Regions from separate parts of the Homo sapiens genome. Here region 1 is linked to region 2. A link is an interaction called in ENCODE POLR2A ChIA-PET data of the cell type or tissue named here. Cell type or tissue: GM12878. All regions are shown on one strand. Each heading gives the region's core, and the rest is flanking DNA. Links, peaks and the distances in the headings are about the cores only. Region 1 overlaps PIK3R5 (phosphoinositide-3-kinase regulatory subunit 5). Region 2 overlaps PIK3R6 (phosphoinositide-3-kinase regulatory subunit 6).

Region 1 (2,912 bases), core at 97-2,596, 160 kb before region 2:
GCATGTATGATGAGAACGGCTGCACGTGGGAGATGCTCCGTGGATGTTTGTAGAACGCTGGCTTCCGTGTTTCCTCGTTGTGGCTGTGGTGGTGTGGGTCTTTGCCTGTGGACCCGTGGAAGACAAAGAAGACAGTTTTGGATGGTCAAGCTACTTTCTTGCTTCAGGGCTCCCTCCCCTGCTTTTTGAAGCCTCACAAACCAGGACTGTGAGGGCAGGAAGGCTTGGGGTCTTTGTGTGCTGAGCCTCATTAGGGTTTTAAGAACCTCCCTCCTTTCATCTCTAGCTTACGAGAGGGATGATTCATTATCTTCCCTCCTCAGGCTGCAGTAGAAGCAGACAGTCTCTGCCTCCCTGCTTGCCTTTCCTCCCTCCCATTCACTGTTGATTATTGCCCTCAAGAATAACAGGTTGCCCAGCTACTCGAGAAGCTTAAGTGGGAGGATTGCTTGACCCCAGGAGTTCGAGGCTGCAGTGAGCTATGATCGCTTCACTGCGCTATAGCCTGGCAGACACAGAGAGACCCTATCTCAAGCAAACAGACAAACAAAAAAAAAAAAAGAAGAAGAAGAAGAAGAATAGGTTGGATGCTAACTGGTGGCACTGGGTGACAAGAGCATTTGGGGTTGATGTTGGCATGAGGATGAGAAGGCAGGGGTGCAGGCTGCTCCATACCCCTGTGTTAGCCATCCATCAGGGGCCTGCTGGCTGAGGAGTGGGAGAGGAGGAGAGCCAGGATCCTTTTTGCCTGGGTAGCCTAGAGTTTGGAAGCCCCAGCTTGGGTTCCACTGAGCACTCAAGCTGTGCTGACTTGGCCTTTCTTCAAAGATGCTCATCCCAAGGGACTGAGCTGCGTGGCCCTGTGGGACCTCTGAGAACCAGAATGCCTGTTTGGCCTCAGCTGGTGAGCTAAAAGCCTGAACCAATGTGTTAAGAAAGAAAGCTGGCCAGGCATAGTGGTTCATGCCTATAATCCCAGCACTTTGGGAAGCCAAGGCTTTGAGGCCAGGAGTTCGAGGCTGCAGTGAGCTATGATCGTGTCACTGCATTCCAGCCTGGGCAACAGAGTGAGACCCTGTCTTTACAAAAACAAAAAATAAAATTTAAAAAACAGAGAAAGCTCCTGGAAGAAGAAGATAGAGTGATCCTTAACAAGTCAAGGGAGAGGTGTTTAATTTGATTTTTGAGCCTCAGATATAGATGGGGTGGGAGGAGAGAAAGGAAAGAGTACATCTGACTTCTGCCCAAAGGGAAGATGATACCCTCCCGTAGCAAACATATATTACATAGTAAAATATTTCATCAATTTGAAGATGTACATATTTTCACATTTTAGCACTGAATGTGCTAATTGTATGAATTTCACTGAAATCAAGGTGCATTTTACTGTTTATGGCATCTTCCAATTATAATAGGCAACAATATTTCTTCCTTATTGCCACACAAAATAACGGTGCATCTTACAATTGATGGCATCTTAGATTCTATTAAATACAGTGCACTTTTTATAGATTTGGGGGATGTGTTAGCGATACACAGGTCCACACAGAATTATGTTGTTCTCATAGCTTTCATACATTAATTTTTCCAGTAGCTCTACCTTCTAAGTATCAGAACTTTTCATTGTATTATGTTTTAAAAGAAATCTTTGTAAAGTATGTTGCTTGCATTTATAAATGTAGCATGTTGGATATGATTGAATAATTTCTTGAAATTTTCATCAAATGGTTCTGGCCTGCCATTCTCTTTTGTACCCTGTGTCTTTTTGTACATTCATGCTTCGTTCTCTTTCATCTTTCTCCCTGTCCTTTTCTCCTTTGGCTATGACTTCATGGTGTTGGGCACTGTGCTGAGTATGTCATGTCCTTTAATCTTCACAGTCACACTCTGAGGTAGCTACAATTATTGCCCCCATTTCACATATGAGAAAACCGAGGGCCAAGGCCACACATTTAGGTGGTGCCAGAGCTGGGCTGACTCTGGCGTCTGCTCTTAACCAGAATTGACCAAGCCTAAGTGGTGGCCTAGGTGTTCCTGTGGGTGTCAAGCGCATGCCCCATACAACACAATTTGGGGGCATGAATTGTGGCCACGAGGTGCTTTTGTTTGGTTGCTTGCTTGTAGGATAGCAGCTAGGTTCTGGATAGTTGAGGTTATCGGTTAAGTGACTTCCAGATAAGTGAGTCACAGCTACAGCAAGTTACACCCAAAAGGGGGTTGGGGGCTGATGAATGGGAAGAAATGGATGACTTTCATGGCACAGAGAAGATCCTGGGTCCTTCTTGAGTCTTCTGAGTCTATCAAGTGGCTTGCTAGACTTTGGGCCCTAGAGTTCGGCATCCACAGGAGACTCCTGCTTCCATGGAGCTTCTCTCCTGCTGCCATGGTGATGTAAGATTACACATCTGCGTGAGTCACTTTTATTTTCATTTTTTTTTAAATTATTATTTTTTAGACAGAGTTTCGCTCTTGTCACACGGGACGGAATGCAGTGCCGTGATCTCGGCTCACTGCAACCTCCGCCTCCTGGGTTCAAGCAATTCTCCTGTCTCAGCCTCCCGAGTAGCTGGAGTTACAGGCGCCCGCTTCCACGCCTGGCTAATTTTTGTATTTTTAGTAGAGATGGGGTTTCGCCAAGTTGGCCAGGCTGGTCTCGAACTCCAGACCGCAGGTGTTCTGCCCGCCTTGGCCTCCCAAAGTGCTGGGATTACAGGTGTGAGCAACCGCGCCCGGCCTGCGTGAGTCACTTTTCAGCTGAAAACGCTGCAGAGCTGCATGACTTTCCAGAGACGGTCCACACCCACCACCCATCCCAGGTCCACCCCTCCTTCTTCCTCTCCTGTAGCCTGAGGAGACCTCTGCACCTTTGCGTGTGCTGTTGCTTCTCCCCAGATTGCTCTTCCCTGCCTCTG
Region 2 (2,912 bases), core at 283-2,782:
CTCCCAAATCTGTGTCTTCTGCCCTGACATTCATACCTGAGTTTTTGACTCCTGCATTGAACTAAGTTAGCATGATCTGGATGTCCCACAATACCACAAACTCAAGATATTAAAAATCAAAGCCAGTACTTTCTAATAGTTAAGAGCTCTCTAGAGCCAGATTGTCTGGATTCAGATCTTGCCTCTGCCATTTACCAGTTATATGATGTTAAGCAAGTTAATATCTCTGTGACTCAGTATCATTTTATAAAAAGGGGAGGCAGTCATTCCTCAGTATCCATGGGGATTATTTCCGGGACCCCCAAGGATACAAAAATCCATGGATGCTAAAGTCTCTTACTGTTGGCCTTTTGTATGTGCAGGTTCCACATATGCAGATATGGAGGGACAGCTATAATAACATTACCTACCTCATCCAGTTATGAGGATTGATTGTGGCATGCGAAGCTCTTAGAAGAGTGCTTGGCTAAAGTAAACATTATGTATGTGTTAGCAGTCATTTTTATTTCATCTCCTTCTTATATCTCCTGTCTCGTTTAATGGTACCATCATTAACCAATCACCTCTGCCGGAAACCCAGGAGTCATCCCTGGTGCCTCCTCTTCCTCACTTTCCTTTGTCCCGATGGAACACTTCTCAAATCTCTCCCTTCTTTGTCCTCTCTATTCTGGTCCAGCTTGGTTGGCCAACTGTCCCTGTTTGCCTGGGACTAAAGGGGTTTCTTGGACTTGGGACTTTAAGTGCTAACACCAGGAAAGTCCCAGGCAAATCAAGCAAGTTGGTCACCCCAAGTCTGACCTTCATCTATCTCCTTCCAGCTGGTCTCCCCGGCAATACTCTGATCCTCCTTAAGTCCACCTTCCTGCCCATGTTATTCCGTACTTAAAACTCCTCCATCTTCTCCCATTCTCCAGGGGCAGAAAAACTCTTCAGTGTTGCATAGCTTCACTCCCCTTCTTCTCCATCTGCAGCTTTGGGCACTCCCTGGAGGCTCTTCCCACCATGTGTTGGGAAGTGTTCCTGAAGTCACATCCCTGTGCCTTTGCTCACGCTAGTTGCCTGACCTGAAACCTCATTCCTCCCTTCCACCTGCCCACCTTCTTTTTATAATTTCTACTCATCCTACAAGTTGAGACTCAGGTGTCATCTCCCTCAGGAGGCCTTTCCTAATGCTTTTCCCCCTTCCTTCCACATCCTCCACCCTCCTCCCCTCACCTAGGTGAGCTAAGTGTACCACCTCTGTGCTCCCATAGGACCCTGGGGACACAGCTATGGAAACATTTGTGACACTATAAATGGCATGATCTTTGTATGTCAATGGCCTGCAAACTCCCTAGACTCAGGATCCTCATCTTAGCTGGTGTGGTGTCTGGCCTGCAGCAGGGCCTCACCGGATGTTTGTTGAGTCATCTAATCCACCTTCCACCTCATCCTAGATCTCAAGCCGGAACTGGAAGCTGACGCTTTCTGAGGCAGCCTATCCACTGTAGGAGAGTTCTGATTGGCTGAGAGGTCTGCCTTGAGCTGAAATCTGTCTTCGTATAGGGCAACCCCATATTGAAGTTTTAGGCTCCAAAGTGGACCTATTTACCCTTCTGTTGCATTTCCTCTTTCAAAGTTCCTTAAAGTGGTTTCTGTTTTTAATGACCTCTTTAAACAACCTGGTCAGGGGCTTTTTGAAAGTCTAAACTTATCACTTCAGCAAGTTCCCTTTTATCCCTACAGGGACTTGCTAGGGGAAAATTCCAGTAGCTGTGCTTTCCTCTCAGAACCAGGCAGGTCCACATACATGTTTTGTCCACATGGACTGGATGATAACCACTGAGGGGAAGCTCATGGTGAGCTGGAGTAAGAAGGCAGAGACAGCTTGAAGAATGGCATGGGGGCAAGGGCCTGTGGCTAGCTCAGTAAGTTTAAGGGTCAGATATGACCTTAGCTGGATTGGAAGTTTGAAATAGAACAGAAGTGGGAAATAAAGCAGAAACAGAAGAACTGGGGCTTTGGGGTATGTTGTTAGGCCACCAACAGAGAACAGGAGACAATTAGCAGCACTTTGCCCATTCCTTAGTCTTACAGAGAGTGGGATCCTTTGCAAATTCTGCATCTGGCCCTTTCCACTGGCTCCCATGGCTTCATTTATAGACTAAAATCTAAGACTCTTGTGCTCCTTATGGGCCAAAGCCAAGCAGGTAGAGTGTGTCTAGGTGTGCAGACCACAAAGGGAAATGAAAGGCATCTGCCCACACCGCAGGCAGGTGGGAGGAGGCCCAGAGACTGTGTGTGATTACCTAGAAGGTGGGGCTAGGTCCATGGGCAGGGCGTGGAGGCCCAAATCCTGCCAGAGACACCTAGAGCAGCCTGATGCTAAAGAAGGAACACCAAGTTGAGAGTCAGAGAGCTGGCCCCATGGCTACCACTGTGCAGGCTTCAGTGGGTCACATTCGATCCCCAGTCACCTAACCTATGGAAACCATGCATCTCTCTCACCAGGTGCAATCAGTTCAGGTGCAATTCCATTCATTATGGCAAATAGAACGTACCTGGCTTTCGCCCACCCTCCCCCAGCTCATGCAGGACTTCAGCCCCCTGCAGTCTCTCCAGGTATTTTTGGAGGGTCACAAGTGACATTCCAGTATCAACAATCATTCCATTAGCTGTCCAGTCAGTGCCTACTAGGTTCCACTGCCTGCCCCCCTGACCACAACCTTCCCACTGTGCCTGACAGCTCCAGAGCACAGAGCACTAAAGGTGCCACAGGCTCTTTTTCTTTTTTTTTTTTGAGACAGAGTCTCATTCTGTTGCCCGGGCTGGAGTGCAGTGGTGCAATCTCAGCTCACTGCAATCTCTGCCTCCTGGGTTCAAGCGATCCTCCTGCCTCAGCCTCTCAGGTAGCTGGGACTACAGATGCCCGC

Evidence for each region. Peaks named below come from ENCODE experiments on the same cell type or tissue, not always from the same donor. Only the 100,000 strongest peaks of a DNase experiment are listed, where the experiment ranks them.
Region 1: POLR2A ChIA-PET joins it to region 2 with 5 read pairs; 4 of 35 experiments call an interaction of 5 or more read pairs at or near these places.

What each region holds. Positions count from the first base shown.
Region 1 is chr17:8,961,176-8,964,087 of GRCh38, reverse strand. All of the region lies in intron 1 of PIK3R5 (phosphoinositide-3-kinase regulatory subunit 5), which reads left to right. Among named protein-coding and RNA genes, the nearest start is that of PIK3R5, 3.1 kb to the left of the region's middle. In GM12878, for the core only: no CTCF peak of the experiment used is centred there; no DNase peak of the experiment used is centred there; H3K4me3 peaks cover 2,345 bases; H3K27ac peaks cover 2,209 bases.
Region 2 is chr17:8,805,785-8,808,696 of GRCh38, reverse strand. All of the region lies in intron 18 of PIK3R6 (phosphoinositide-3-kinase regulatory subunit 6), which reads left to right. Among named protein-coding and RNA genes, the nearest start is that of MFSD6L, 7.9 kb to the right of the region's middle. RefSeq lists a silencer at 1,260-1,460 and enhancers at 1,307-1,586, 1,597-1,696, 1,707-1,846. In GM12878, for the core only: no CTCF peak of the experiment used is centred there; DNase peaks (open chromatin) are centred at 1,496 and 2,199; H3K27ac peaks cover 2,497 bases.